Regions from separate parts of the Homo sapiens genome. Here region 2 is linked to region 1. A link is a loop called in an ENCODE intact Hi-C map of the cell type or tissue named here. Cell type or tissue: prostate gland. All regions are shown on one strand. Links, peaks and the distances in the headings refer to the core of each region. The heading gives the core; the rest is flanking DNA.

Region 1 (15,803 bases), core at 5,044-13,043:
GCACCTTACTATTTACCAAGCCATTTGGATGAACTGACCTAAAGCCAGGAGATCTTGCAAATGGTCATCCCACCGCCCATCTAAATCATGATTTCTCTCCAGATGCCCCTCCAACTCCCATTTAAAGTTCCTTCTAGGATGGGTGCGGTGATTCATGCCTGTAATCCCAGCATTTTGGGAGGCTGAGGGTGGGCAGATCACTTGAGGTCAGTGAAACCCTGTCTTTACTAAAAATACAAAAATTAGCCAGGCGTGGTGGCGGGCACCTGTAATTCCAGCTACTCCGGAGGCTGAGGCAGGAGAGTTGCTTGAACCCATGAGGCAGAGGTTGCAGTGAGCCGAGACTGCACCACTGTACTTTAGCCTGGGCAAGAGTGAGACTCCATCTCCAAAAAAAAAAAAAAAAAGTTCATTCTACTAAAAAAAAAACAAAACAAACAAACAAACAAAAAACCTCCTAGTTTGATCACTTAGAAGAAACCTCCAGCAGGTGATTGGACATCTCTAGCTTTTAGATTATACTGACAAGGAACTTTAAAACAAAACAAAACAAAAAATGAAGAAGCAAGCAGCACAACCCCCTGGAAGATTAGCAACACATCAAACAAAATCAGAAGGAAGTTCTAAAACTCAAAACCTAAGTACAACAGACCCTAGTGGGAGGCCCTAGGCTTTACTATTAGGATCAATGGTGGAGGCAGATGTGGAGATGATATTGCCCAAGGTCCAGGTTTGGCAAGAAAAATGGAACATTTTCATCTCCATTGGCTTCTAGGCCCCCTCACCCTCAATACATCAGGTTTTATGGAGCCTACACTTTTCTCCAGCTGGAATCAAGAATTCCTCCTTTGTTGCTCATCTGTTGCTCATCAATTCCACGTTTTAAAGATCAGTTCAAGTTGCAGAAGAATAGATATCACATAATTCTAGTTATGGTATACACACATGCACACACACACACACACACACACACACACACTAGAGAGAGAGAAAGGCTGTCACCAAGTTGCGGTTCTCCCTATGATTAAGGCAAGTCAGGGCAGGTGTAAAGCAGGTGATGATAGGGTTTATGAAGAACCAGGGGAGTGGGGTAGGGAGTAGAAGTAAAAAGAGCCTTTCAAGTTTTGCCTTAGTATTAGCTTGAACCATATAAAATTGTCATTTTTAAAGGTCAAAAACAGGTATCATCAATTTCACATGATTTTCATCTTTTGCAATAGAAATATTTGTGTGATGAATAATATTGCTGAAGAAAACAAACCAATCACATAACAATAAAAAATCAAGTATCTCCTGTTTGAAACTAGACCCATTGGTTTGTTTACTGCTCTCTAAACTTTACCTTCACTCTCTCTCTGATAATGTACAGCTCTGAATCTTTCAACCCAGTATAATGAATGAACAGACAGCAGATTTCAGGCAGATCTTTTTAACTCTTGACCATCGGGATATTTGCTTTAGCAGTGTGTGATGACGGAAAAAGACTTGGAGCCAGGCCATCTGGAAGCTAAAATATCATTACTCTGGGCAAGATTGAGTTTTAATCCTCTCTTATGTTGAAATGGGGATTAAAATATTAACTTCACAAGGTTAACGTGAAGATTAAGTGAGACGTGTATGTGAAAGGAGAGTTATATGGCTCCTGACACATGGTAGATATTCAATAAGTTATTTTCCTTCACTTAGAGTGAAATTTTCTAGAACAGCATAGAGTGTTGGCAGCTCTTCAATAATTTATCAGTAGCCTTTGTCCTCCTCTGGACAGAGACCAGTTAGGCACCAAGTACCCATAGAGATCTCCACCTACTGATGACCAAAAGTCTGCCTTTGATCTCTAATGCAACAATAAGGTGGGCAGAAACAGCCCCTGACAGATCACAATTTCCTATGACATAAAACAAGGCTCAGAGTCGGGCCCCTTTATCTTTAAGTGATGATGCCACTTTGGTCTGATACCACATTAGATTAGATGGATGTGTGATCTCCTACCAAGCACACAGGAAGATTGGCATCAACCTTTGCACTGATGATAGGGTTTATGAAGAACCAGGAGGCCCCAAAAAACTGTAAGTCCTGGTGCCTGGCTGTGTCAGAAATGCAGTCTTAACATCAGGTAGTTTCCTGCCTGCTTAGCCCTCAACCTCAACAGACGCCTGGATATCAAGAACCTTGCCTTAAGTCTGAGCCAAGTTGTCCCTCCAATTAAGGCAAGTCAGGGCAGGTATAGAGCAGCTGTTCCCAAATTCTTCAGAGTTCCCTACGGATCTTTCAAAGAATGGAGTACCTGGGACCCACTCCAGACCTATCCAAGGAAACTCTCCAGAGGTGGGCCCAGGAATTTGTAATTTTCAATAAGCTCCCCAGGGGATTCTTTCACAGCCAGACTGACACCGTTTGAGTCTGGAGGACAGAGGAACAGGTCCATCAAAGTCTATTCATATGAGAGTCGGTATAGGGAGTTTCCCAAAGTAATTAGTTCTGGTTATCTCACTTTGAGGAGGAAGAAAGTGAGAGTCATACTGAACATACTTAAGTTTAGAGAGAAGGATGTTTAGATTTGAAAATGTATTGTTTTGAGTAAAGGAGTTTAAGATAAATAAACATTTTAAATTTCTTTGTAGAAGCCAGTCCCAAGAATAGTTTTATTACTTCCCTAAGCAAGATAAAGTCAAGGAATAGAAGTGAGCTTCCCTACCACTGAATGAGTTTTAGGAGTAAACCGGCTGCTGAGAGTCAGCCACCACCCCAATGCGGTGACCTTGGGAGAAATGACACACACTTTGTCCTTGTGTCAGTGGCCCACATGTTGTGTGCATCTGCGAGGGTCTAAGGGGGTTAGCATATTGTGACATGTTTACACGTGGTCTGTGACATGGATTTATTGGCGATCTCATCTGTTTTTAACTAAATTAACCAATTAACAAGCATTCTAGAATACATACACTTGTTGTGTGTCTGAAAACAGAGAGAAAGGGAGAGAGATGGAGACAGAGAAAATATCCAAAGAATGAGCCCTGGCCCCAGTCGGGGCTTTGGAGGTTGGCATTCTGGGGCATTCTTGACAGATGACACCCTGAAGCTCAGCTCTTCTGCCCTGACTCTTCCTCAACAGAATCTTGGTGGTGGCTCAGGACAGCCAAGATGTCATCTAGGAGCAGGCATGGGCAATACACCCACAGCCGGCCACAGCCATCTCAGAGGATCCCAGACCTTAGACTGTCCTGTCCAGAGACTGAGGGCTGGGAGAGATGGAGAAAACAGTGCTTCTGTTTGAAGGATTTAGTGGACGGAGAAGCCCCATGGACAGAGAAGCAAATAAGTTATTTCAGCAGCCAAACTGAGACTTTGAGTATGAGCTATGGCCACTCACCTTGGGGGCAGTCAAGGCAAAGCTTCCTTTACAGCAGCCTAAGCAAATGCCTTCTGTGGGCTGGGGATCTCTGTGACCCTCCACATTTGTCCCAGGGTACTGGCTTGAGTGCCTAAGCTTTGCTAGGCAAGGTCTGTGTCTTGGGAAGAAGGAGATGCAGACAGCAGCCCAGAGCGTTTCAAGGGGCTTGTTGACAGTCTCTTAGGAGGTGTCTCTGGGGCTCAGATGGAACCTCGCCAAGCCCTCTCTCTGCATGCCTCCCCATCACTGCCCCCAGAGTGGGGGTGCATCCGTTGGTAACATGGGAGGTGATCATAGTGGTACCCAGGAGCCATTTATTGTTTTAATAGCTATGCATTTATTTTCACGTTTTTAAGAAGAGACTTAACTAGCATATCAAATCCTGATTTTGTGGATTTTATGTCTTAGAACAAGGTTAAAGGAAGTAATTAATTTAAAAAAGTGAGTCAGATTTAAGAAAAATATTAGGCCGGGCACGGTGGCTCACAGTTGTAATCCCGCTGAGGCGGTCAGATCACCTGAGGTCAGGAGTTTGAGTCCAGCCTGGCCAATATGGCGAAACCCAGTCTCTATTAAAAATACAAAAAAAATTAGCTGGACCTGCTGGCGTGCTCCTGTAGTCCCAGCTACTCAGGAGGCTGAGACACGAGAATCACCTGAAGCTGGGCAGTGGAAGTTGCAGCGAGCCTAGATTGCGCCACTGCACTCCAGCCTGGATGACAGAGCGAGACTCCATCTCAATAAGAAAGAAAGGAAGAAAGAAAGAAGGAAGGAAGGAAGGAAGGAAGGAAGGAAGGAAGGAAGGAAGGAAGGAAGGAAGGAAGCAAGGAAGCAAGGAAGCAAGGAAGGAGAGAGAGAGAGAAAGAGAGAAAGAAAGAAAGAAATTAAGTAAATAATGATACAGCTGGCTCAGGAATGATGCAAAAGTCATAAAGTATGGGGGAAAAAAACAACAGAAAACAAAAAACAAAAAACACGGCCCTAGATTAAACACATGAGTAATAGCCAAACAGCAGGCCATCCCGGAAGAGATGGAGGTGCTTTCTAGAAAGGACATGACCTAAAGGAGTGAAGTGTCACAGGTCCTGGGCCAGGATGGGGAAGGGGAAAACCTGCCCTTCAGCTTTCCTTCCTCCTGCAGCCTCATGCCTATCGCCTAGGCTGAAGAGCTGCAAAAAAAAAAAAAAAAAAGCAAGTGAAAACGATGATGATTTTGCCAATAATCATAATGTACTACTTTTGCAACCAAAAATATATTTTTTTAAGTAAGAGCGCTATTTCACTAAACTTCCCAGGGACATTGCCAGCGTGAGCTTTAGCAGCAACGTCAGGGGTGGGCAGGGGTCAGGGATCTTTTCCAGGCCTCCACAGGGTAGCCACTGCCCTGGCACCAGGGACCACAGGAGACAATGCCACACAGAGCCAGAGAGGGGCAATGGCCCCTGCCAAGAGTGGCCGGGAGACTGGTCCAAACATTGAATTTGAGACACTGGCTGGGGACCCCAGAACCGTCTGTGAGTGATTTGAAGGGAAGCTGCAATTCTCGCATGTTTGTTCCACCCTTAATTTTTTTTTTTTTTTTTTTTTTTTTTTGAGACAGAGCCTTGCTCTGTCACCCAGGCTGGAGTGCAGTGGCGCGATCTCTGCTCACTGCAACCTCCACCTCCTGGGTTCAAGCAATTCTCCTGCCTCAGCCTCCTGAGTAGCTGGGATTACAGGCACACACCACCACGCCCGGCTAATTTTTGTATTTTTAGTAGAGACGGGGTTTTGCCATGTTGGCCAGGCTGGTCTCGAACTCCTGACCTCAGGTGACCCACCCACCTCGGCCTCCCAAAGTGCTGGGATTACAGGCATGAGCCACCGCACCTGGCCCATCCTTAATGCTTTTAATTTAATTTTTGCGTGTGTGCTTTTTAATGGTCATATATGTTTGAGTATAAATACAAATATACTTTATAAATACATAAATATCAGAGTGCATGCGCAAAATTGTTTATTGATGGGAGGCGTGATCTAAAGAGTCTGGCAAGGGTAAGTCCACGTTCCTCACTAACTACTCCTGCCTTGGATTGCCGTCAATGTGTCCGCCGTGCAAACTGTGCCTCCCACACTAGATGCTGAGGGAGGATAGTCAGGGAGGTGTTGTGGAGACCTGTGCCACTGAGTTCAAACCACCTCATGCTGAAGTGGAGTCACTGGGGCCTAGAAGGTACCAAGGGGCCCAGGATCCTTGTGGGGAGCGGATATAGAGAGGGTCTTTGAAGTCTCTCAGTACTGGAATGAGCACAGGGCTTGCCTTCAGAGGAGTGTGTGCTGGAGCCCCAGCCCTGGGACACACCAGTTGCACAATCTCAGGTGAGCCACTCTGACCTTCCAGGTTGTCTTCCATAAAATGAAGAGGCTGGTGAGTGATGTATACCTCGTGCTATTGCTGTGAGAGTCACATGAAGTAATGGAAGAGGAAAAGGGCCTTGGGGAATCACAGAACATCTTCCTTCACCCAGGCAGCATCCCAGGCACAGGTTGCCCCACAGGCCTCCTGGGCTCCTAGGTCTGTAAAGACGGGGTGCCAGCTGGGGGAACCTAGGCCAAGGCCCCTGCCCAGACAAAGCCAAGTCTGGCTCAAGTGGGCCAGAGTCATGCACAGCCCAGGTGAGCTGGGCACTAGCACCCAGCCACTGACACCAACCATCAGCTGCCCCTGCCATCTGGAGACCCAAGGCAGCTTTGGTTCTCCGTTTATCCCCACCAGACCTTGGGCAAGAAGGTGGGGAGCAGAAACAACTGACACATACAAAGTGGCGGTCACCCATCCTGAGCACCCCCGCAGTCCTCCTGCCTCAAAGCCTCCATTTCACTCACTCTTCTAGCCCCCACCCTTGCTTCCTCATCATAAGTGCCGGCCGATGCATGCATGTTGCAGAAAATAGGATAAATCAGGGTTGCTTTGATTGGTTGCAAGTTCAGAGGCTTTGGGGTTTTGTAGATCTGCCCGAAGCATTGAAACACCTAAATACTTGGATGATTCCTCTCTCCTTTGTCACCTCTGCCACAGGGATGCATCTTGAATCCCAGACCCAGGACTTCCAAACCTTTGAGCATCCTTTGTAGAAAATGGCTCCAGTGACCTCCCCCAATCCATCCCCACCCTATCTGCAGAAGAGCTTATCTGGGGGCAGGGAAGATGCTTTGATTCATTCCATTCCCCTATTTCTGATTCTCATCCTTTAGTAAAGCAGGAGAGACAGAAGGGATTGCTCTGGGCTTTTGTGAAGATGTGTGAGGGAGGTAGAGGCAGGCTCATGTTTGCCTGTATGCAGAGCCAAGAAAGGACCAGTGGATATCGGAGGCATTGTCTTTTATTCTAACTGGTGGCACAAGAAGCAGAGAAACTATCCTATCCAGTTTTGTACAGACGATGCTATGCCTTGTATTGTTCTCTGTGGATTTATAACAAAGGCTGACATCCTGAAACAGATGGGAGTTTCTCACACTCAGGCACACAGCTTGCTCACCCACCCCTGGGTCTCCCACAAGCCAGCTCACTGCCTGGCACACAGGAGCCATTCGTGGATGCTGAAGTGAGCCATGAGGACAAGGCCATGCCTGATTCGGCACTATCCTAGCACAGTCTAACACAGCTGGATGCTCGGTTTTCTTTATTTGATTAAAGGCAACTTAAATTAGCGGCCACTTCTCTCCTCCCCATGCCCTGGATGAGACCCTCATATTGAACACCCAGCAGATCTTGCAAATCAGGGCTGAGTCTCAGCGATCCATTGCACTGGTGATAGCCTGAAATTGAGGTTAAACCCAGGCGAGAGCTCTCCCAACAGCCCAAGAAGGGGGTAACGGTGAGAACTCTCACTACAGTGCAGACAGTGTAACAAGGGCTGCCAGCTCCACCCCACCTGTGCACACCCTTACCATCAAAACACACCACAGGAAGGGGAGAATAACAAAGCCAGCCATGTCATCTGTGGTTTCACCTCTACAGTGACACATTTTCCTGTACTGGTGCCCCAGCAGGGCAATCTTAGTTTAGGTTGATACTAATACTAATACTAATACTAATACTAATACTAATACTATACTAATACTAATACTCTTGGGTTGATTGTGAACAAGAGACACGGGTGACGCAGGGAGAGTGCTAGGTGTGAGGTCCCACCTGCCAGGTGTCTGAATCATGAACCTTCTGCAGAGGGAACAGTACTGCCTGCCTCCCTAGAACATGGCGCTGATGACATGAGAGGTGTGAAAGTGCCTGGCAAAGAGCGGGAACTCTTCCACACTGTACATTGTTTAAAGCGGGAATAAGAGTTGCTGTCCAGGTTCAAAGGCAACTCTTGGAACAATGCGGGTAGCGGGTGCTCTTTGCATAAACACCATAGAAAAGGTCATCCCCACCCACGTCCCCCAACAGCTGTGCAGCTCTGCCTCCCTTTCCCCAGAGGAAAACTCAGACTCCAGTTTCCCGCGTCCGGCCTTCTACGGCTGCTCAGGACTCCAGGGGACAAAAGAAGGGCGAGAGGCAGGAGTGAGAGGGAAGTGGGTGGTTTGCTGCAAGCGGGGAGCTGCTGAGGGCAGGCTGGGGCCCTGCAGGGAAGCAGGGAGATTGTGGAAGATGTGTCTCCCACGCAGAGGAGGATTTGCCAGGAGGCCAACAAGCTAAGCTTCAAGCCGCTCACTTGTACGGACCCTTCCAAGTCCCTCTTCCTAAGTTTGTATTTATAATTTTGTATTCTTCATCTAAGAAAGCCTCAAAACTATGTAAGCCTCAGGCCCCCACAGAACCTGAGTCTGCCCTGGCTCCCACATAGAATGCTTCTCTCCTCTGAGATAAGCCCCTAGCTCTTCCCTAACGTGATCGCCTACGCCCCCTTCCTTCCAGCCACATCCCACGACCCCCACCTGGGCATTTCTCTGTCCAGCCAAACATAGGCATTGGCTTATAATGTGCCCCTGCCTGCCTCTCCTGGAACCTCTCAGCCTGGGGCACTCCTGCTCACCCTCCGAGACCCACAGCAAATACTTCCAACAATAGGAAGCCTTCTCCCAGGTCCCAGACAGAATCAACACTTCATCCTGGGTGCTGCCACCACGCTCAGCATGTCCCTCTGTCATAGCACAAATACCCCACAGGGGACTGCACTGTTGAAGGTCCACCTCCCAGCCTAGGCTGTGGTTCCTCCAGGGTCCAGACAGGCTTATCTGATTCTGTGTCTCCAAAGCCTACTAGCTCACAGCCGGGTCCGGTGGCTCACACCCGGAATCCCAGCACTTAGGGAGGCCATGACGGGTGGATTACCTGAGGTCAGGAGTTCAAGACCAGCCTGGCCAACATGGTGAAACCCCCATCTCGACTAAAAATACAAAATTTAGCCAGGCGTGTTGGCAGGGCGCCTATAATCCCAGCTACTTGGGAGGCTGAGGCCAGAGAATCGCTTGAACCCAGGAGGCAGAGGTTGCAGTGAGCCGAGATCATGCCGTTGCACTCCAGCCTGGGTGACAGAGCAAGACTCTCTAAAACACACACACACACACACACACACACACACACACACACACACACACAAAGCTTACTAGCTCAGGGCTCCCAGGTACAGGGCAAATGTTCCTTGAATAAATGAATTAACTGATGGCCTCAGCCAGGGACAATGGCAGAGTGACTGAAAAGGTCGGACTTCAGTCCTGGAGTCCCACCTGCATGGCTCCCATGCTCTGGCAACCCTTCCTTGGATTCCTTATTCAACTCCTCCAAACAGCAGTCCTGAGAAACCATTCCTGCAACCTGAGCGCCCTCTGGTGGCTGAAATGTTGCCTTCCCCCAAGAACTAGAGGCAACGGGTGGGGCCTTCCTTGGACATCCAGCATAGCTCTTTAATTCCCTAAAGCAATGTGTTTACAAGGCTCTTATTCACTTGGAGGCTCAAGTCCTACCATTTATGTTATTCTTTAGCCTGGAAGCTTTGAGAACTCATCTCATTCAAGGTCCCAAAGACCCCCACCCCAGCCCCTGTTCCTCTGACAGTGATGTGGTCTCCACATCTGCCTGCAAGGTCTCAGAGAGGAAAAAGAGGAGTTGGACCAAGACACAATCGCAAACACTGTAACCTCAAATGTTAAAATCCTGAAAGATTGTAATCTCTAAAGTCTAAACCCCTAACATCTAAAATCCCAAAAATCACAATCACAGGATCGTTTTTTGTTGTTTTTTTCCTTCCTTTTTCACTATTTTAAATTTTCAGCATGATTTTTTACAATTCCCTATGCTAGGTATTTCATCTTTGCATCATTTGCAAGACTGGAGGTATAAGTTATATAGACTTTTAGAGAGTTCGAATTTGTTTTATGCAGGGTTTTGGGGGTTTTTGGGATTTTTTTGTTTTGTTTTTTTGTTTGTTCTTGTTTTTTTGTTTGTTTGTTTGCTTGTTTGTTTTCAAATTTGGCTCCCTGAAAGTGCATTATCACCATGTCAACTTTGTGTGGACGCATTGTGCATGTACAGAAAAACATTGACATTTTCTCATTAGATAAAGAGATGTCCTTTCTGTACATCTGCCTTTGTGAAGTTAAATTTTCTTGGAATCTCAGCTCCTTGCAGCTTGGAATGCAGCTCCATGGATAGACAGCTGCATTTTTGGTGATGATCCATTGAAGTTTTTGATCAAACTCATCCAGAGACTTTGGTTGCTCATGCTGTTGTTTCAGATGACCAGTTATAAAGCTGGGTGCACACAAGTAACAACCACGGTGCCATGGATTTACATCTTGCCCTTTTTGACCTATTTCTTTATGAACATGGTTCATCTGCTCATAACTCTTATACCCATGCAACCGTCATTACCTGAGTGTTTATGCGTGCAAAAATATGTATGTTATCACTGCCTATTTTATTGTGTAATGTACACTATAAAGTGTCCTGTTGTGTTTTTATATGTTTCCAATATAAATCCCCTTTGAAATGTAAATAAATATGTTTTAATGAATGTTTTCATTATTTTTTCCAGAATTATATTTTCAGGATTTTTTTTTTTTTTTTGAGACAGAGCTTTGTTCTGTTACCCAGGCTGGAGTGCAGTGGCCCGATCTCTGCTCACTACAACCTCCACCTCCCAGGTTCAAGCGATTCTCCTACCTCAGCCTCCTGAGAAGCTGGGATTACAGGTGCGCGCCACCATGCCTGGCTAATTTTTGTATTTTTTGGTAGAGGCAGGATTTCACCAAGTTGATCGGGCTGGACTCAAATTCCTGACCTCAAATGATACATCTGCCTCAGCCTCCCAAAGTGCTGGGGTTACAGGCGTGAGCCACTGCGCCTGGCCTAATTTTTGGGATTTTGAACTTTCAGGATTTCAACATTCAGGATTGTGTCTTTTGGAATTATGATCAGCTCCAAAAAGGGAAGGCCGTCCCTGCCTCCCATGTCTCTGGTATGACATTCCTGTTTGTGGCTGCCAAGGCCAGTTTGGCAGCCTCTGAGTGGATCCCTCAAATTCCAGGGCCTCCAAGATATGCGGATTTTCTGCCAGGGTCAGGATGAACTATAGAGACCCCATCTTGCAGGAAGTCATGCGCTATTCCTGGTTTCCTAAGGACCCCACCAGCTGTTCCATTTCAACAGCCTTACTCACTCTATGCCACACCTGCCACCACCACCCCGGCCCTGCCACCTCCTACCAAGACATGCTTTGTTTGTGCTTTTTTGGCCTCTGCAGTGCTGAATTCATACCTGAATGTGATGTCTTTTGGTGGGGCATGTCTTCTCCTGGGGTCCCCCACTACTTGTTAAATATGTCTAGTCATTTCCCTTAGTTTCCCCTGGCTCTTGAAGGACTCTGAGTCGGAGACTCTACTCTATGCAATTCATTCTCATCCTCCTCTTCACACCAGCTCATGTCTGCCTACAAAACACCACCCAATAGCTGCTTCTTCTAGGAAGTCCTCCTTGGTTATTGATTCGATAATCATATACTATTCTTTTCCTACATAGGCCAGGCATCTGGAAATGGGAGAAAGAGCTGCAGACCTCTGGTGGAGAGAAAGAGGAGCTGAGATAGCACACAGTGACAGGTAATCTGTGCTATAAGAGGTAAACATGGGGGCTTGGAGAGCACTAGGGGAGATCCCAAAACCCAGATTTGAGGGTGATGCCAAGGAAGCATCCCTGGACTATGTGAGGTCTGTGATGAATTGTGAAGGATGGTCAGTAGTCAGTTGCCAAGCAGAGGAGGTGGTGAAGGAAGAAGAGGCTCTAGGCTGAAGGTGGACAGGTAGGAGAGATCACGGTTCCCTTAAGGTTCCATGTGGCCAGGTAGTGGCCGACGATCAAGTGGTGGATGGGGCAGGTCATGGAGGTCTTGCCGCTTCTCAAGGAGAGGCGGGATTCTATTGGCCCCTGAGAGGCTCACTTGGGCCAGGGTTGGGACATGCTGGGAGTAGCGAGCCCAGGCTAAGGCGGCCCTCCAGGCAGCCAGAAGGGTCATCCTGGAGAGATGATGGGAGCCTGACCCAGGGCAAGGGACAGGGGAGAGGTGGATAGGACATCAGGAAGGGAGGGTCAGCAGAACTGGGGATCAATTGGAGGTAGTAAGTTAGGGAGAGAGGGGAGGCCTGGTGACTCCTGGGTGTTGATTAGGCAACAGGGTGGATGGCAATGCCACTGATCAAAATGGGGACATGCAGGAAGGCAGTTCCATCGTCCTGTTGAGCTCAAGGTACCTGCCAGACCCCACGAGGAGATGTCCATGGGGCAATAGAGATGTAGGTTTAGAGCTCAGGAGGGTCCCCTGGACCAGAAAGCTGAATTTGGGAGATATCAGCACCCAGGTGATAGGTGTAATCGCAGAAGGGGATGAAATCCCCAGGAGGAGAATAAAAGCAAGAAAAAGAGAGGGCCACAGAGGAACCCCTCGGGAACACCAACATACAAAGTGGAGATGACGGAGAAGATCCAGACAGGGAAGGACAATCACGGTGTGAGAAAGGCTCCAGGAAGACAGGCCAATTCTGCAGAGAAGGCAAGCGAGATCATTTAACACCATTTGCAGAAGTAGCAACGGAGGTCATCAGTGGCCTCTGCAAACACAGTTCCAGTGAAATGAAGGGAGCAGAGGCCAGACCACCGAGGGGTGTAGAGTGGATGGAGGTGCAAGGAGGTGGTGAAGAAAGGAGAAAAATAGCCAGGCCACACATTTCCATGAGAACTGGAGGTGACAAAGGTTGGCCGCTCACTCCCCAAGCTGAGTGGTGAGGGGAAGGAAGAAGGTCTGGCCACAGGGCGAGAGCAGCCGGAAGCCTCAAGGGAAAGCGGTGCATTGGAAGAAGGGAGATGTGGGCATAGCTACCTGCTGGAGAAAGGGCGACACTGAAGGCGCAGAAGGAACTGCCAACTGGTGCTCTCTTAAGAAGGAGGAATAGAGTTCAGAAGGCTTTGAAGGGATAGAGACAAACCTTCCTGGAAACCAAAGTGCACTCAGGAAGGGTCTGGGTGTAGTTATGTGTATGGGAGTGGGAAGGATAAGGAGAGGCAAGACATGAGGCATTCCTATCTGAGGATCTCTGCTTCCTCTGTGCAGTAGGAGGTCAGAGCATCTGATGAGAGCATTGGGGGAGGGGAGTCCTGATGGGGACCTTGAAGAGGACTCTGAAACATGAACAGAGCCACTGTGGGGAAAGAACTGACCGTGGGCATCTAGATGACACACTGCTGGGGGTGGGAGACTCCGCTGGGCGCTGGAGGCAGTGCCGTTGCTGTGGTCACTGCTCTGTGGCCAAAGGACTTTTCAGCACCCAGGTGCAGGGGTGATGTGGGTGGATGGCTGGCCTGCCCCAGGGCTGCAGTGTTGCTGGCCAGGTGTGGGAGAAGAACAAGGATGAAGGTATTATATTTGCAAGTGAGTGGTATGTTGAGGGGATTCGCCTCGGAGGCTGAAAGCAAAGCCAGGAAGGAGCTGATGAAATGAGAGAAATCGGAGGTGTGATGAGAGAAATTGGAGGTGTCGGGAGCTGGGATTCTTTATGAGGCAGACAGCAGGCGGAATGCAGGCACGAGGGTGGAAAGGCTGGAAGGATGGCAGCGCAGGACTGGAGGATGACTGACCAGAGACTGAGCTTGATGATGCCAAGAGGCAATTTTTGTGGAATGAAACACAAACAGACATTATCGTTCAAAGTAAACGATGATATTCATCTCCAGTTCATCCAAGCCTATAATTTGATACCTGGCTGCAGGGTAGGGTAACCGCAGGCAGGGGATTAAACTCTGTTGACCCTGTGACCTAGTTGACATAGGGTCATACTGACAGCTAATTAATTGTCCTGCCTAATTAGAGCAAGTTTTGTAATTGTTTTAAAAATTTGTCTCAGGTCCCCGTGGCCTGGGGGCTGGTCACCCTGTTGTGGGACTGTTCTGCTGGGCCAGGAGAGCAGGGTCCCTGAAGCGGAGCATGCATTGGCTGCCACACACCTCTCAGGACTTCCCTGCAGCCCCCACGGTAATTGGCTGTCTCCTCTTCCTGGGCTCACCCCTCCTTGCACTGAGCTTTCTCTCCTCCTATCCCAGTCTCAGGTTCAGTATTCACCCCAGGGCCAGGAGTGTGGGGAAGGGGCTAGAGCTGCACATGGACCCAAGGCGGGAGGGGCGCAGGCCTGGGCAGGTGGGCAGCTTTGGACGAGGGACCAGCAAGCAGCTGCAGCCTGGGCACAAGAAGAAATGACGGGGCGAGGAATGGGGTGCGAAACCACAGGGTGAGAGGCACGTGCCTGGGACCAGGCTTGGAGTAGAAGCGAAACCAGAAATCCAGTTGTAAGCACAAGAGAAAAATCAGAACCTCAGGGAACTCAGGGCAGGTGCCTCTCTATCAAAGGAGGGGCAGTGCAGACTGGGAACCAAAAACCCAGGGCACCCATCTGGACCCGAGGGCTGCGGCGCAGAGCACGTCCTGCCTCCAGGCCAAACTGCTCTGGGAGATGACCAAGAGCCCAGCTCGGGGGGCCTGGGGAAGGAATGGGGTGGGAGCTGTCCTTCTGCAGAACAGGAAGCCACAGCTTCAGAGCCTCTCCCCACCTTCCTATCCCTAAAGCAGCAAGTGCTTCTGAGGCTTTGCTGGTAACTACAGAGAAGCAGGAGAGAGGTCAAAAAGGGCAAGAGGGGCAAGCGACAAATGCATCAGAAACGTCCCCAGAGCGTGGTGACAGAGCTGGGGGAGGCCTCCCACCAGGCCAGGGTCTTGTCCAGAGACAGGGACCATCCCAGTTCCTCCACACTTGGGTTTGTCCCACACTGGCGTCTGCACACAGCCTCAGTGTGAGTCACCAGGCACTGCCGGCACCTACCCCAACATTAGGTTCTGCAGAGGCCAGAGTGTGTGATTGAGAACATCTTCAAGCTCCCGGCCATCCTGTAGAGGAGTTATAACCTGGGGGGCGTGGGACTTCCTATTCACAGTAAATATCATCCCATGACACTGCTCCGATGTGAGAAGTCTCTAGAAGAGGGAAGGTCACATGAAGAACGCTGTCACCTGTGATGCCCAGGCATGGGGGTGGGGGCAGTTCTCAGTCTGGGAGGGGAAGTGGTGCCCCTCACTCCTCACACAGGTGCTGAGAGGAGGGAAGAGCACCCAGCATGGAGCCCACAGCCCTGCAGGGGTCTGGGCTCTGCCACTCACCGAGGGCTCACCTCTTACTTGGAACATGAGCAGCCTCATAGACACATCTCAGAGTGCAGAATGTGTGGAAGGTCTCTGCCAACTGTGAAGCATGACACACAAGTTGGCTGCTGTTGTTAAAAACCCAAGAGCACGCAACACGCAACAGGGGCTCTGGGGCCCAGGCAAGCAACTAACTGATAGGCCTTGGGGTGCCCTGGGGTCCGTCAGGATCCTTCAGTTTCAGCAGGTCTTCCCACATAGCTCTACCTCCATTCATTTGCCGCCTTACCTGGAAAAGCAGCCTGGAATCCCAGAGCCCTGCCTCACTCTGAGCCCAGATGAAACCCCAAACTGCTATTCCAAACCACCATATCTGAGACACAGGGTGAGGTGCTCAATCCTACTGGATAAACTTGTCTAGAATTCCGGCTCCCACGCCGGCCTAGGGATCAGAGGCCTCCCACTCCCTCCGTGACAGGGAAGATAAGTACCAAAGCAAGCTAGGAACCTAGAGGCAGGGAATGATTAGCATTTTATCTCATAGCCTTGAGCCTGGGAGTGAGTGGAGGCTGTACTGCCCTGGCAGACACACCTGCAGACCCACCTGTGAGGGCCCAGGAGGAGAGGAGTCTGAGTGGGGTGCCAGGAGGCAGCCAGGGCTGTGCCCAAGCCCAGTCCCTTTATCAAAACCCAATTCCCGCGCTCTAGGGGCTCCCTCAAGCCGTATCTACTCACATGCCTCTCCTCCAGGT
Region 2 (15,803 bases), core at 4,327-12,326, 610 kb before region 1:
TGGAAGGCCCATAGGAAGCTCCCCCACCTCGGAGTCGCTTCAGCCGTTTCTCCTTCCTCTTCTTGCGTACGATGAAGAGCAGTGCCACCCCCAGTGTGGCCAGGATGACAGGGCAGCCGATGGTGAACAGCTTCTTCACATCATCCCCTTCACCTTGAGCAGACTTGATGGGTGGAATGGTGCCTGAATGAGGGCAAAGAATAGAATTAGATGTCCCTTATGAGCCAGGTGCTGTGCAGAACATCTCATGGGTGGGGCAGTCCTCTGACCTCTCTTGCTGCCCTTGGGCTCTGACCTCCACCTCCTGGCACAGAACCCTGGACTTCCCCTCTGCTCCCCAAATTCTGGTCCTATCAGGACAGCCATGAACAGTTGTGTAGTTTTAATATTGCATTTTATTAACAAAGTCCTGGTACTGTTGTAGAATTAGCCTAAAGTCTCCTGGAGTTAGTCTCTCGCCTGTTGAAGTTCAGTGCTCATTCCCAGAGAGTGGATTGATGGGCTTAAATTCTGATATCCAGCTGGGGTGGGGAGAACAAAGGGTGAAGCATGGTAGGGAGAAGTCTGGGCAGTGGACCCTGGGTTCTCTTCCCCAGATGGAGACAAAAACCACTACAAACCCTACATTCTCTCCCTGCTCACCCCTCCTGGGGGCCATATCTGTTAACCTGGGGCTCCTGTGGGGAAGCATGGCAAGTTCTCCTGCTGACATAACCCTCTGCCAAGCCCTGACCCTTGCCTGTTTCAGAGCTTTGCTTAAGAGTCACCTCCTTCATGAAGCCTTCCTTGCTTGAGTCCATCCCCTTTTAATACTGCTTTTATTCTGTTTCCTTAACACATAGGTAGACTTGTGACAATGGGCTTCTATGAATTCAGCCTTCCATGTCCCTTCAATGGATGTGTGTGTGTGTGTATGTGTGTGTATGTGTGCACGTGTGTATGTATCCCCATGTGGCAGATGCAGTTAGGAACTGGTAGTATGCCTTTTCTGTGGATCCTGGAGTCTCCATGTTCAAAAAGATGGTGGCCACTCAACCCTCGCAGGACTCCAAGAGAGCAAGAAACAAATCAGTACAGGGTTAAGCCACCAGGTTTTGGTATTTGCGACTGCAGCATAGGCTGTCCCCTCCTGGCTAATATTCCATATCAGCAGAAAGTTCTTAGAGGTCAGGACCTCAACCACACCTCTACCTCCCTTGTCACCTCCCTGAAACAATGCACAGTGATTGAGGACTGCAGCTTCAAAGACTCTCCATCTTTGGTATTACTGACCTATGTGTCTGTCCATCTGTAGTGGCCATTGGTGCATCTGCCCGCTTACCTGGCTGCAACAAACCTGATGTCCCCTTTGTCAGCCCCTTCACCTGCAGGCCAGCATTTCCCCCACCTGCATTCCTGCCTGTTTTTCTATTAGTCTGTCTCTTTATGTATCTGCCACTCTGCCCACTTCCTTCGCACCACCCTGCTCCAGCCTCTGTACCATCCCTTCCACCCTTGCGACTCACTGCCATCGTAGTCCAGGGTGGCGAACTGGGCTGTTTCATTGCCGCAGCCCGCACTGTTGCAAGCCCTCATGCGCAGCTCGTACCACGTGGCCTCTCGCAGTTCCGTCAGAAACACCTCCCCGGAGCTGTTGGCCCGGAGGCCCTGCCAGGCCCAGGTCCCCTTGGGCCGGTACTCCAGAACGATGGCTGTGATAGGGCAGCCCCCATTGTTCCAGCCCTGCAGGTTAAGCCGAGCATGCGTGGAGTTGATGTGGGTGAAGAGGTGTTGGTCTTTGCTGAAGGAGGGCTCTGGCAGGCCGGAGGGAGAGAGAGAGGTTAGAGAGATTTGGTGGGAGGCAGGACTGGACTGGGCTGGGCTGGAAAGGATTTCCCTGGGGCAGCTGGGATGGCAGTGGCTCCAGGAGAATACATGTTTGGCACAGATGGGGTGGGGAAGCCCCAGGGCGCAGAGGAGGAAGAGGAGGGGAGGGAGGAGAGGGAAGAAAAGGGCAGGGCCTGGAGAGGGGCCTCAGTAGAGGAGGAAGGGAGCTGGGAAGAGGCAAAGGAATGCCACCTTCGGCCACCCGGTGGGGAAGTGGAACTAGTTTTTCCTAATGGGATCCATCGGGACACTGTGGTGACGGGAAGGAGGCTGAGGCTCCTCCCTTCAGTCTCCCTGCATCCCTGGACCCCTCCTTCCCCACCCCAGCCACCTTACACCCCATACCTGGCCCCTCTAGCCCACCCTCCCTGGGCCCATCGCTCCTTCCCTGCCCCAGTGGCCTGGGCCTCACCCCGCCCGTGGGTCTTGGCCTCGATGATCTCGCTGATGCGCCCAGAGCCCACGCTGTTCTTGGCTGCCAGCTTCACCTTGTACCACGTGCCACACTTGAGGCTGTCCAGCTTGAAGGAGCGCTCGCTGGAGCTGATGAACACATCCTTCCACTCCTCGCTGTTGTCCACCGAGTACTGTAGCACGAAGCCTGCGGAGGGTAGGCCTGATTCAGGTGGGGGCAGGGCAGGGCAAGGCAGCAGAAGCCCAGCCTCAGGTACCCCAACAGGGGGCTGGGCTCCAGGCAGGGGGCAGAGTCAGGCTTTTGGTCATTGGAACGGGCATATGCTCCTTAGAAGCAAAATTGGAAGGATCAGCCCCAGTCAACTCTCTATGTTAAACCAACCAATCAACAAAACACTGTGAGGGCCTGGGGTCCAGCCCCCGGCGGGTCTGACGCTGTCACTTTGGTTCTAGTGTTAGGGGTTAGCGGCAGGTTCGGGAGGGGAGAAAACCAGAGTTGTGAGGCTCACAAGGGGTCCTGTCTAGATCTTCACTAGGATCTAGACACGGCCCCCTGAGCAGCAGGCTCAGAAGCACCTGGGGCGTGTTAGAAAGGCAGGTCCTCAGCCCCAGCCCAGAGCGCTGAGTCAGAACTGCATTGTTACAAGGCCCCTTGGTGACGCAGACGCACGCCCACACTTGGAAAGCACTGATCTAGTAGTCCATTTGTCTACTTCGACAGATTGGGAAACCCAGACTCAGAGAGGGAAACAGCCTACTCCAGGGTCACACAGCTCACAAGTGGCATTGGAGGGGCGGGCGTACTAAATCCCAGGTGCCTGGGCCATTGCAGTTCCCTTGGCACTTGAGTGACTTCCTTGTGGGTCACTTGGCCCCCAGATCGTTTCTGTCATTTGGAGACAAATGGCAGAAGTGGGTGAAGCCCCTTCCCTGCCCCGGGCCCAGAATTCCTTCCCCTATCTTCCCCCGCATCCAGACCCCTCCTCACCTCGGATGGAGCTGCCCCCATTGTCACCTGGAATCCAGGTCAGGGTGATGGACGAAGCTGAGGTTTTGGAGACAGTGAGGCGGGGCTGGTCCGGGGGAACTGTGAGGGGAAAGCCACCACCCCTTAGCACAAGGGCGGACCCTGTGATGGGGTGTGGGGAGTCCCCCCGTGACGGGAAGGTGCTGGCTCTCCCACACCCTCACTCCCACTCCCACTCCCCAGCTCTCCTGCCTCCCCTTCCATGTGCACCTCTGTTTCTCCAGAGGTCTGTCTCTCCCTTGGTTTGGCTTCTTCCATTCGATGACCCTCTCGCATGATGGAATCCCTACCCTTTCTCCATCCCTGTCCCCACCTGGGGTCACCTGCCTCACAGAGCCTCACCTTGCACCAGAAGGTTGACGATGATGGTGTCAAAGCCACCAGTGTTGGTGGCCGTGCACGTGTAGTAGCCAGAGTCCTCAGCCTTCACTGCACGCAGCAGCAGTGTGCCATTGGTGTGGATGAGCCGGTGCCCATCCATGGACACTGGAATGGCCGAGTCTTCACTGCCAGGGGCGAGGATGGGGCGGGTGGGTCATGTCAAGCACCCCTTCCTCCTGAGGCCCTCCCCCCGGTGTGTGACAAAGAGAGCTGGGGGTGGAAGGAGGCTCGCCAGGGAACGCCGGGTTCTTGGGGCTTTGCTCAGCACTCCCTGGGGGTATGAGGTAACCCAGCCTCTTTAACCATCCGGGGAAGGGAGGTCCTTGGCTCCCAAGAGGGGAGCCAGGAGGCCAGGCCTGCTTGAGAGAGCAGTAGCAGCACACCCTGCAGGGCCTCTGCAGGCCTGGAGGCAACCGGGTCACCAGGCAGGAGGGCCCCAGACTCTTCTCCACACCGCTCTTCTACTATATCCCTCTTTGGGGCCACCCCATCCCTCCACTGTCCCGACACACACCTGTCCTTGGTCCACTTCACAGCAGGGGCTGGATCTCCCACTGAATTGCAAGGCAGCCGAACATCTTTCATCCAAGGTGTTGTCACGGTGCCCCCAAAGGAGATGATCTTTGCTGGGGCTACAGGGAGGAGAGGATGAGGGCCACTCCACTTCTACCCCTGCACAATATCCTGGCCTCCTTCCTTAGGGCCCCCTGGATTTACAGTTCAAATCCTCCCTCCCCGATCTGACCTCCACCTTGGGCTTTTGGTGAGGGGTAGGTGTCAGGGAATATTGGCTGGGAGACATTGACTCAAGAAACATTGATGAAATACCAGTTATGGTCAGGATCACAAGAGGCTCTGAGGATTCAAAAAATGAGTATGATTTATTCCCTGTCCTCACGTTGATCACCATCCAAGAGGGAGACAGATACTTAAGGAAAAATTATAACGGGGCAAAATGCTATGGTAGGTGCAGGCACGAGGAAGCCTAGGGGTGCGAGGCAGGGGGAATGAATGCTGCCCATAAGTGGGCAGTGGAGGCAACGGCCGGGAATAGCATCTGGAATTGGAAGCTCTGACTTGAAGGTTAAGAAAGACTTTATAAGCAGGGAAGGAGACACATGTCAAGAAGAGGGAATAGCACTAAGCACAGACATGGAGACCTGAAGCTCACGGCAGCTGTGAGGGTTTGCAAATACTCTGGGGTAACCAAAGCTTGAGTCCAAGGGGACGGGCAGAAGTAGAATCTTGGGGGCTTTGTTGGCAGGGCCAGGAGACTGGACTCCCTCTTAGAAAGCCGCCACCAGAGGGTTATAAGAAGTGGTGTTGGACAGGCCTGGTGGCTCACGCCTGTAATCCCAGCACTTTGGGAGGCTGTGGCAGGCGGATCACCTGAGGTTGAAGTCAGAAGTTCAAGACCAGCCTGGCCAACATGGCAGAACCCTGTCTCTCTACTAGAAATACAAAAAATTAGCCGGGCACGATGGCAGGTGCCTGTAACCCCAGCTACTCGGGAGGCTGAGGCGAGAGAATCGCTTGAACCTGGGAGGTGGAGGTTGCAGTGAGCCGAGATCATGCCACTGCACTCCACGCTGGGTGACAGAGCAAGACTCTGTCTCAAAAAAAAAAAAAAAAAAAAAAAAAAAGGAGTGGTGTCCTCAGCCGATTTCAGATGCATCCTGGCTGCTTGCAGAGGATAGTTTGGTGGAGGGGGTCCTGGAGGACACAGAACGTGACAGGATGGTGGCCAGAATGCAGGCTGGAGGTGATGCGTAGCAGTGGGGAGATGAGGGGCTCAGAGCAAGAGCTGACAAAACTTAGGGTCTGGCTGGTTTGGGGGAAGAGAGCGGGGAGGGAAGGATGGCTCCCAGGATTCTGGCTGGGCCACCAAGGTGAGTGATGGCACCCTCATGGGAACAGGGCACACTGAAGGAGGGGCAGGCTTGGCAGGAAGGACCGGATGGCTTCATCTCATACTGAGTCCACAGTGCAGCCACAGCTGTAGCTAGACCACAGGTGGGTGCGTGTTCTGGAGCACCAGAGAGATGCCTGGACCAAAGACGCTGATCTGAGAGTCAGCAGGCATGATGAGGCCACAGGAGGGGATGCAGACTGACAGGGAAGTGACCAACTCTAGGATCAGCATGCACAGGCACAGAAGAGAGGACGGGAGTGTCCCAAGGGTGGTGGCGGAGGACTGGGTCAGCAGCATCACAGAAGGTGCGGGGCCACAGGTGCCCAGAGTGTGGTGGGTGGGTAAATGCATCTAGTGCCTGGGAGATCGCCAGGCCCAGATTTAAAGGAACCAAGTGCCCAAGTGCCTCAGAGAGTAGAGGAGGCCCATGGAGCTGGGGCCCTTCTTGGGGTGGAGGGAGAGTGAGAGTGAGGGAGCAGCTGAGAGGTTCAGGTGCATGGCGTGGGGGTGGGCTCCTGTGCTGGTCGTGCCAGGTGCCAAGGGGCTCTCAGAGCAGGGGAGTTCTGGGGTCTGCTTGGAGCAGTGGGGGCACCAGACAGGCCCGGCAGAGGGGTCCACATGAAGACGGCCTCCATGCGGGGGCGGTGAGAAGCCTGGGGGCTTTGTGGGTGTTCTCAGAGTTTCTCCAGAGATCAGGTTCCAGACCTGGTTTTGCCACAGGCTGGGGTTGGCTCCCTGAATCTGTGTCTCAGGGTGTGTGTGCATATGTGTGTGTATGTGTGGGTGTGTATGTGCATCTGCATGTGAGTGTGTGTATGTGTGTGTGTGTGTTAGTGTATGTGTGTGCGCAGATGCGTGTTTGTGCACATGCATGTGAGTGCATGTTGTGTATGTGCATATGTGAGTGTGCACGTGTATGCATGTGTGTATGCGTGTGTATATGCGTATATGCATGTAGTGTGTATAGTGTGTATGTGTGTGCATGTGTGCATGTATTAGTGTGTCTAGTGTGTGTGTGCGTGTGTATGCATGTGCATATGTGTGTGCATGTATTAGTGTGTATAGTGTGTATGTGTGTATATGTGTGCATATGTGTATGCATGTATTAGTGTGTATAGTGTGTATGTGTGTGCATGTGTGTATGCATATATTAGTGTGTATAGTGTGTGTATGCATGTGTGTGCACATTAGTATGTGTATGTGCGTAAATGTATGTGTGGGTCTGTGTGTATAAGTGTGTGCGCGTGCATATGCATGTGTTTGTGCGTGTGCACATGTATGAGTGTGCAGTGTGTGTGTGCGTGTGTGTGTATGGGGGAAGGGGGCAGGAGTGGTTGTCTTTCCCACCTCACAGGGCGGCTGTGAGGTGACGCTGTGTGAATGTGTTCTAGGAAGTCCACAGCTCTCTAGGACCGTGTTTATTTAATGCCCCCAGGAGAAGAGGCCAGCCTTCTGCAAAGATGCCCAGCCCTCACACTCCTGCCTCTGGGCCAGTGCTAGCTGTTCTGGAAGGGTGATAGGCTTTAGGCCCCTTCCCTTCCTGAAGAAGAGGTTGGTGGTAGGGGTTAGGGGGTGGTAGGAGGTGCTGAGGCTGTGTGGAAAGAGCCCTGACTTGGCGCTGGGAGAGCTAGCTCACTCCTTCCCGGTTGTCTTTGCAGCCCATGCCACTCCTGCCTCAGGTTGCTCAGCTGTGGAATGGGTCAACAAGCCCTGCTGGCAGGGCAGGTGGAAGCCCCTGGCCCACCGTAGGCCCTCGATCAGATGCTGGCTGGCTCTGAGCCCGCGGCAGGGTAGGGCTTGGGGCTCTTGTGTTTGGGCCAAGAGAAGCTTGAGTGGCCCCGGTAGGCTGGCCAGGCTGCGCAGGCACCACCTCCTCTCGTCTGGGCTGCGGTGGATAAGAGAGTGGGGGAGTGAGGAGGGGCCCAGGGAGGCCCAACGGCAAGTAGAGGACCTGCGGTCCTGGGCTAGTTGTGGCCAGTTCCTACGCCCCAGGGAGAGGCAGACGCTCAGCCTTGCAGCTCTACCTGCGCGGCTGCTACAGCTTGCCCTTGGGATGAGGCCTTGGAAGTGTCATTCCTCTGAAAAGTGGGGGTGCAGCCCCCATGGCACACCCATGTCCCGGTCAGAGATTCAGTGGGGCACTCCCTAAGAGGGTCTGATTCTAGCCCAGAGCCTTCCTTCACAGCACGCGCTCCGTAAAGGTCTGCGGATCGCAGGAATCCGCCATCGCTGGAATCACCCCTGCCCGGTGTCCAGTTCAGCACGGGGGCTCTCCTTTGAGCCTCAGCTGCTCTGTGGAAGCAGCACACCCGGCTGTAGCCACCTCTGGAGGAGCTGAGCATTGGGACAAAGGCCCGGCTTTGAATTGGGGGTAGAGGCGACTCCCCCTTTTTCAAGCTGGGAGTAGGGTTTGGACTCGGGAACTGAGTGCACCCTGTCCACCCGCCCCAGGCAAGAGCCGGAGGCAGCCTGTTGTGAGGCTTTGCTGGAGTCAGGGGGCAGCAGAGGCCCAGTCTTGGTGTGTGCGGGAGGCAGGCGGGTGGCCAGTTCCTCACAGCTGGGTGGCAGATAAAGCGGAGCAGGCAGAGACCCTGTCTGGGGAGAACCAGGATTCTGTAAGGGAGCTTTTGGAAGTGTTTGCCCCTCTGCCACAGCCTCAGGCTTCTCACCCTTGCCAGCAGGCTCGATGGTCACCTTCTCGCTGCTGTTGCCCCGGCCGGCAGAGGTGACGGCGGCCACCCACAGCAGATACTGCTGACCGCGGTTTAGGTGGGCGATCCGGTAGAAGAGCTGCTCTGGACTCGTCTCGTACTCGCTGGGAGCCTGCGGGGCAGAGGCAAAGAGGCTCTAAGAAGCAGAACTGGGGCCCTCCAGCGTCCAAATCTTCCTCAGTGCCCGGGGCTCAGAGGAGAGGATGGCGGGGTCGGATGCGAGGCAGGATTCTGTCCTATTTGCCCTTTCCAAGTTTTAGAGATGCAGCGGACAGAGTGTGCCCTGGGTTTGGTCCCTGGGAGCTGATGGGCCTGCCTCGCGGTGTTGCTGGGTCAGCCTCAGTTTACCTCTTTAACTGATCCACGCTCTGGCAGCTGTGGCTCAGGCCAGGGGATGTGAGTACTTTAGGTGAGGGACGGGGTAGCCAGGAGAAGGGAGAATGGGGGACAGGGGGTCCCAGGAAAGCCCTGAGGAAAGAGTCTTCAGGAAGAAGGCAAATGACTGCCTCTGCCTGATGAGGGTTGGAGACAGGCTCCTGCAGCCTGCTCTGGCTCCCGTCACCTCCTAGCCCTGCCGTCTAATTACCACTCCTGCATTTTGCAGGCAGCACGCCCGCCCGTCCAGGGAGGAGGGGGCGGGAGAAGGAACTATGAAAGCTTTACTGGGTAGCACTTTATTAATGATTATTAGTGGTATAGATCACCATATATATTTGTAGGTTATACAAATCTATAAAATTTTTTTTAACAAAATGACAGTTTTGACAAGTTGCCAACAAAACAATATCGGATCCCAGTGGTTTTACCAGTTGCTTTGATGAAAAGATTATGTTGCCTTGGAAACCAGAGGCTCAGATATTGAAATGAATTTGAGAAGGAGCTTTTGATAAGCGCTAGTTTGCAGACCTCCTGTCAGCCTCTTCCCTGGCACGGGCGGGATGGGGCTGACTTTCATTTTATTTTATTTTTTGGTCAGCCGCAGGGAAGGGAGAGGAGGACAGCACCAGGGCCCCTTTGAAAACAGAGCGGAAGTCCAGGGAGGGAGAGCAGCCCCAGAACAGATGGGGGCCCGAGGCCAGAGGGAGCTAATAATTAGTTATCTCTGCAGTCACAGGATCTTGCACACACACGCTCACAAGCACACACACATGTAGACGCATGCACACATGCTGAGGAACAGACCTCCAGGCATGTATGGGCACAGAGGGACATTCTTCATGCCCCATAGTGGGGCTGAGAGGCCCAATAACTTATAACAGGAGGAGACATCCTTTTTGGCCCCAGGCCATCTGCAGGGAAATGTTAGGGGAAAAGGCACAGGCATCTCTGCAACACACACACACAGCTCCCTGGCATATTCCTCCTGCCTCCCTCGTGGGGGTCTGGCCTTGAATCCAGGAGGTCCGGGGGGGCAGGTGCAGAGCCACCCTTGAGCCCTGGTGGTTGGGAAGCCCTTTCAGGCCACAGCACCCTGGGACTGGTGTGCGTATCTGTCGTTGATATGTGCTTGAAGTGTGGGGTAGTGTAGTGGCTTCAACACCCTCCTGCCCTTCCTCCTGGGCATACAGCCCGTAAGGTTGCCCATAGTTTCTGGACGCTGTTTTCTCTCTTGCAAACTAGGGAAGCAATACAGCTCTGCCCAACCTGTGTGTGACTGAGGCACAAGGAGGCAGGGGTGTGCACGTCCTTTGTAAACTAGGACATATTCTTCTCCGGGCTTGTTTTTGGTGACAGTACAGGAACGTATGTGTTTCTATGTACATGTGCATGTGTGGAGAACAGCTGAGTGTATGTGCTTGTGTGCATCAGTGTATACCTGAGTGTATATTTGTGCCTACACAGGCAGGGCAAGAAAGTTTGGCCTCTTCTTGTAGGTATTAGCATCCAACCCAGATACTGGGCGCTTTCCTTTTAACCTGGACACCCCGTGAGTCTCCTGAAATCATGTTCAAAAGCACACAGACATAGCCCCAAATAAAGTTCCAGTGGATCAAAGGTTTTTGAAAAAAGGCAAGCTATGAAAGAAGAAACTATAGGTAAATATTTACCCATTTTTCTAATCATAAAAATCAAGGCAAAATCATAAATGGAAATGATTGATAAATTCAGCTTCTGTAAAAAGAAAAACTATGATACATCAAAAACAGAATCAAAGGCTGGGCATACTGGCTCACATCTGTAATCCCAGCACTGTGGGAGGCCAAGGCAGGTGGATCACCTGAGATCAGGAGTTTGAGACCAGCCTGACTAACATGGTGAAATCCCCTCTCTACTAAAAAATACAAAATTAGCCAGGCGTGGTGGCGCATGCCTATAATCCCAGTTACTTGGGAGGCTGAGGCAGGAGAATCGCTTGAACCTGGGAGGTGGAGGCTGCAGTGAGCTGAGATTGTGCCATTGCACTCCAGCCTGGGCAATAAGAGTGAAACTCTGTCTCAAAACAAAAACAAAAACAAAAACAAAAAACCAGAATCAATAGGAAAGCAATGAATTGGCAGATACTTGCAACTTATATGACAGAAAATGGCTATTATCCTTAATATGTAAAGAACACTTATAAATCAATAAGAAAAATATGAGAAACCCAAACAGAAACCTGGACAAAGGACGTAAATTGACAATTACCCAAAGAAGAAAAATATAGCCAATAAACATATACAACCTAACTAGTAACCAAAGAAAGGTACTTTAAAATAAGGCACATTTATAAAAAATCCATCTAACAAAAATAAAGCAGAACAAATCAGAAAACAAATGTGGGATCAGCATAGGTGCAAAGGACAATACTGTTGGCCACTCACCCTGCTGGTAGAAACATACATGGGTGCAAATGCTCCGAAGGGCAATTTGTAAGTCTGTATGCAGAACTTTAAGAATACTTATTCTTTGTGACCCAGGAATTCCTATAGAAATTTACCCTAAGAAAATATTAAAATATGTGCATAAAGATTTCTGTGAAGGATGTTCATTGAGACGTAATTTATAATGGTGAAAATTTCAAAGACACATTAAATACAGAACAATGGGAGACTGGTTAAGTAGATTCTGTATAAACAGCCACTCAAGATCATGTTTTAGGTCAGGTGCGGTGGTGGCTCATGCCTATAATCCCAGCACTTTGGGAGGCTGAGGAGGGCGGATCACTGAGGTCAGGAGTTCGAGACCAGCCTGGCCAACATGGTGAAACCCTGCCTCTACAAAAATACAAATATTAGCCAGGCGTGGTGATGTGTGCCTGTAATCTCAGCTCCTTGGGAGGCTGAGGCAGGAGAATCACTTGAACCCGGGAGGTGGAGGATACAGCGAGCTGAGATGGTGCCACTGCACTCCAGCCTGGGTGACAGAGCAGGGCTCCGTCACATACACACGAAAAAATGTTTTAGAAGAATATCTGATGGTGTAGGAAAGCACCAACAGGTATTCCATGAAAAAAGCAGATTGCATTACGTTATGTATAATATTATTTTAATTTGGTTTAATGAAACACCTCAAAACCTGTACTATGTGTACAGATCAAAGACTGGAAGACTATATACCAGTGTTTATCTGTAGGAAGTACATCACCAGTGTTTATCTGTAGGAAGTACAAGTAATTTTTACTTTCCTCTCTATTCTTTTATATGTTTTACAGATTTTCTATAATAAAATTGCATTATTTTTATAATCAGTGAAAAATGTATTATATTATTAGTAAAATGTCTACCAGGATTCAGTGTAGCTGTGGCCATCCCCAGGGGTAGCTTCCCTAGAGCCAAGGCCATACACAGTCTTTTCTGAGGATGCCACAGGTATGGTTCATCCGCTCCCGCCAGCATGTGTGAGCACACACAGTCTCAGGTATCTGCCTATAATTCCAGGCTCATGCCACAGTTTTGCACTGTCACTGATACGCGCGTGTGCCCTCACCCCTAGCACCCTCTCCCAGAGCTGTCTTTCATAAATGAGTTTGTGTTGAAATTGTTTGGAATTTGGAATATATTTGTGCAAAGTGATCACGTCACACACAGTGGTTAGGTCCCCAGGTCCCTCACTAAGTTCAGTTTCCCCCCAACCTTTGACCCCAGTCCCCCTACAGGGCTGAACTGAAGTTCTCATCACATCAGCAGGACTTGTGTGATACTGTCTGATGGCAAATCGCAAGACATGAAGAAGATGGAGGGAGGGTCCCAATGTCTCCATCAGCAGGAGGAGGGGACGGGGACCAGGAGCTCTGTTCCGGAGCCCGGGAGAGGAGCCTGAAGCCTGAGTTAGTGAGGAGGCGTGGCTCCCGGACACCAACCTTGGAAAGACTTCATTATCAGAGGAGGAAATGACTGCAAAAGTCCAGGCTAGAGAATGACTACCCTCTCCCACCAATTAAGGAACAGAAGCTTGCCCAATATCTGAGGCTATAGAATTGCTAGGCTGCTACCGATTCATTCTTCGAATGTGTATTCCATGACCAGGATGTTCCAGGCACAGTGTTCAGCCTCTGGGGACCCAAAGATGAAAAGATGCTGCCCCTGTCCTCGTGGGGGCCTCAGAAACCAGGGTGGGAGACAGATATGTGAACAGTGACTGCCTTCAAATGCATTCAGTGTCTGACGGGAGTGAGGAACGTGCCACGGGAAGAAGCCGCGGGGCAAAGGTGTGGAGGTGTGAAGAGGCACAGTATTGTCCAGAATTGTGAACAGCTTAGTGTCCTGAGAGCCTAGAATGTGTGTGTGTGTGTGGGGGGTGGGTAGAGTTGGGGGGAGACGGGAAAACAGAGCAGGACACATGGCTGAAAGCATTGCCCAAAACACACCAAGTGTCTGTGCTGATGTGGAGTCACTGGAACTCTTATCCCCTGTGAGTGGGGGTGTGATTGGCATGAGCACCCAACAATGGCAGGCTGTTCTCAGTGAACACCTGCAAACTCTGTGACCTAGCGCTTCCTCTCCTAGGCGTACACCTGGCAGAGATCCATGCCCATGAGCACCCAGAGACACATACAGGAATGTTCACAGCAGCACCATTTGAAGAGTTCCAAACTGAAAACTGCCCCAAAGCCTTCCATCAATGGATACTAACGGCTAGCCCAATGGATTAATAATCATAACATATGCACACAAAAGCTATACAGAAGAATGAATGAGCTATAACCACATACAACAACGCGAATGAAATTCAGGAATTCAAAATAATGTTGGGTAAAAGAAGCTGGACAAATGGTATGATTCCATTTACACAAAGTACAAAAAGAAGCAGCACTAATCTATGCTATTGAGGTCAGGATGATGGTTACCTGGGAGGAGGGGCAGGCGGGAGCTGGAAGGGGGCATGGGGATTCAGGGTGTTGTAATGTCCTGTTCTGTGCTCTGGGCGCTGCTGCTTGGGTGGGTTGTGAAAATTCGCGGAGGTCTACAGTGATGACGTTTGTGCACTTTGCTGCATGTGAGGTAGTGGCCGTGAGGATGGAGTGGGGGGCCGCAGTCAGTGGGCTTCCCCTCTGGTAATAGAACTCTGGTCTCACTGGCGGGGAGCTGGGCCACCTACCACTCAGAGGGTAATTCAGAAAGACCACAGGAAAGCAGAGAGTATAGGAGGAGATGATGACACAATTACTGAGCAATTTCAGGGCAGCTTTCCTGGTGGCCATAAGCTTATCTGCAGATCTCAGGCTGATGCCCAGTTGTTGATGGAGGGAGGAGCAGGCCTCCTGCTCCTGCTTCTGCTCCTTGCTTCCGTTCCTTGCTTCCAGCCCTGGGCACATCTTCCTGACAGTACTCCTGCCCCTCTAGTGTGCTCCCCTCTGCCATCCACCTCCACTAGACTGGAAGCCCCTTGAGGGCAGGTATCTGCTCCTGCTCCCGTACCTAGAACAGGCATTCTCTATAGTAGTCACTCAGCAGGACTTGGTGGTTGACTGGCTGGAGATGATGAAAGAGGCAGAGGGGAAAATACATATGATGGGATATAGGTGCATATCCCACTGCACCCATCCCCATCCTCCCTTCCCTCTCTGTGGGGCCCCTCAGAGCATCAGTGGAAGGGCGGCTAGCCCCTTGCCCTATGTCCTGCCTGGGGGCTGCCCCCTCTGCTCCCAGGGTTAGGGCAGATATCGCAGCCTCTCAATCCTCTCCTCTCGCCTGAGCCCAGGCCCTGGTCGAGAGACGCCTGTGCCTTCTCTCGGCTTTCCCCCGTCTTTCCTCCTCCCTCAGCTTGCTCCATGTGGAGGCGCTTATGCAGGGCAGAGCTCCAACAGCACCTCCAAGCCCAGACCAACCATGTTGAAAGATGGTTCATTCCCAGAGGGCACAGACCAGCCTGGGGACCTGCTGGGAGCTTCCTCTGAGCCAGAGCAGAAGAGCCGAGGCTGACCTCCCTTCCACCCTGCCTGGTTGGGCATGGCCCACCTGACTCAAAAGAGCCCCCAGTGTTTGTGACAATCTTGTGGCCTCTGGAACAGAGGACTGACCCAAGATGGACACTGAGTAAGGCTTCGGCCACTCTGGGTGGCCAGTCCCCATTCTTATCTATGAATCCAGGCAGAAGCTCAGATACAGGCAGCCTCAGGGTTTGGCCTGGAAGCCGGCTGATGTACAAGGTCCCTTTTCTTTTCTTCCATCCCCTTCATCATCTGGCCCTGAACTCACTTACCGGCTGGCCAGACCCGGGGCTGGAACAGAAGATGGTGTACTTGCGGATCACCCCGTTGGGCTTGGTAGGGGGGAGCCAAGACACAACCACACTGCTAGCTGATGAAGGGACAGCTTTGATGCCAGCAGGGGGACCTGGAACTGAGCAGGGAGAAGGCCTGGTCAGTTGAGAGAAAGCAGGAGCACAGCCTTTGGGGAAAATGACAGAGTTGGGAGAGGGAGGCAGATCAATCTGGGAGAGCTTCTTGGAGGTGGCATCCTTGAGCTGTGGTTTAGAAGGGGAGGGTCCATCCAGCATGGTAAACAGGTGGGAGGAGAAAATGATCATTTTGGAATTGTAACGAAGTCTCTGAAATGGAGGCCCTTGGAGTGCCAGCTTCAGAACTGTTTGGCCAGAACCAAGGACTTAGGATAGGCAAAAGAGAAACAGAACCTATGAGGAATTCATCTTGATCCCTCTGACCTTAACCCCTGACCCTCACCCCCTTACTAACTGTAAGCATGTATTTAGGGGGAAAATACCCGGCACCTGTCACTTTCCTTTTTGGCCTGTGAGTTTCTTGAAGCTGGGACCACAACCTGTTTTCTGGCATGAGCCCAGGGCATTGCCCTTGGAGTGCTGGCTGGGCCCTTTCTGGAAGAAAGTCTACCTTAGAAGTCACTAGGAAATCCATCCTAAGTGGATTCCAACTCTTATGGACTCTGATGTCCCCTTGCCCTCCTCTCTGGGCCTGTCTCTCCTAACTGGGACCCCAGGACTCTGCCTGGGAGACTGGAAGCTTCCTGCTCTCAGCTCACACTCCCTATCCTCATCTCTCCATTGTATGGTTGTGTACTTGTTTCCTTTCTAGAAACTTTTATGATCTTTTGAG

Evidence for each region. A loop is a pair of places that touch in the nucleus more often than their neighbours do. Peaks named below come from ENCODE experiments on the same cell type or tissue, not always from the same donor. Only the 100,000 strongest peaks of a DNase experiment are listed, where the experiment ranks them.
Region 2: a loop joins it to region 1, with 2.9 times the contacts of the local background. A loop is called at or near these places in 9 of 110 quality-filtered maps.

What each region holds. Positions count from the first base shown.
Region 1 is chr11:118,044,383-118,060,185 of GRCh38, forward strand. All of the region lies in intron 1 of SMIM35 (small integral membrane protein 35), which reads right to left. Among named protein-coding and RNA genes, the nearest start is that of TMPRSS4, 25 kb to the right of the region's middle. In prostate gland, for the core only: a CTCF peak has its summit at 9,197 (motif pointing left); a DNase peak (open chromatin) is centred at 9,199.
Region 2 is chr11:117,435,617-117,451,419 of GRCh38, forward strand. DSCAML1 (DS cell adhesion molecule like 1) reads right to left here. Exons shown (of 33, transcript NM_020693.4): 20 at 14,933-15,072; 21 at 8,270-8,423; 22 at 4,203-4,320; 23 at 3,650-3,813; 24 at 3,269-3,367; 25 at 2,279-2,467; 26 at 1,506-1,793; 27 at 28-183. Among named protein-coding and RNA genes, the nearest start is that of CEP164, 120 kb to the left of the region's middle. RefSeq lists enhancers at 2,093-3,067, 6,940-7,920. In prostate gland, for the core only: a CTCF peak has its summit at 8,125; a DNase peak (open chromatin) is centred at 8,115.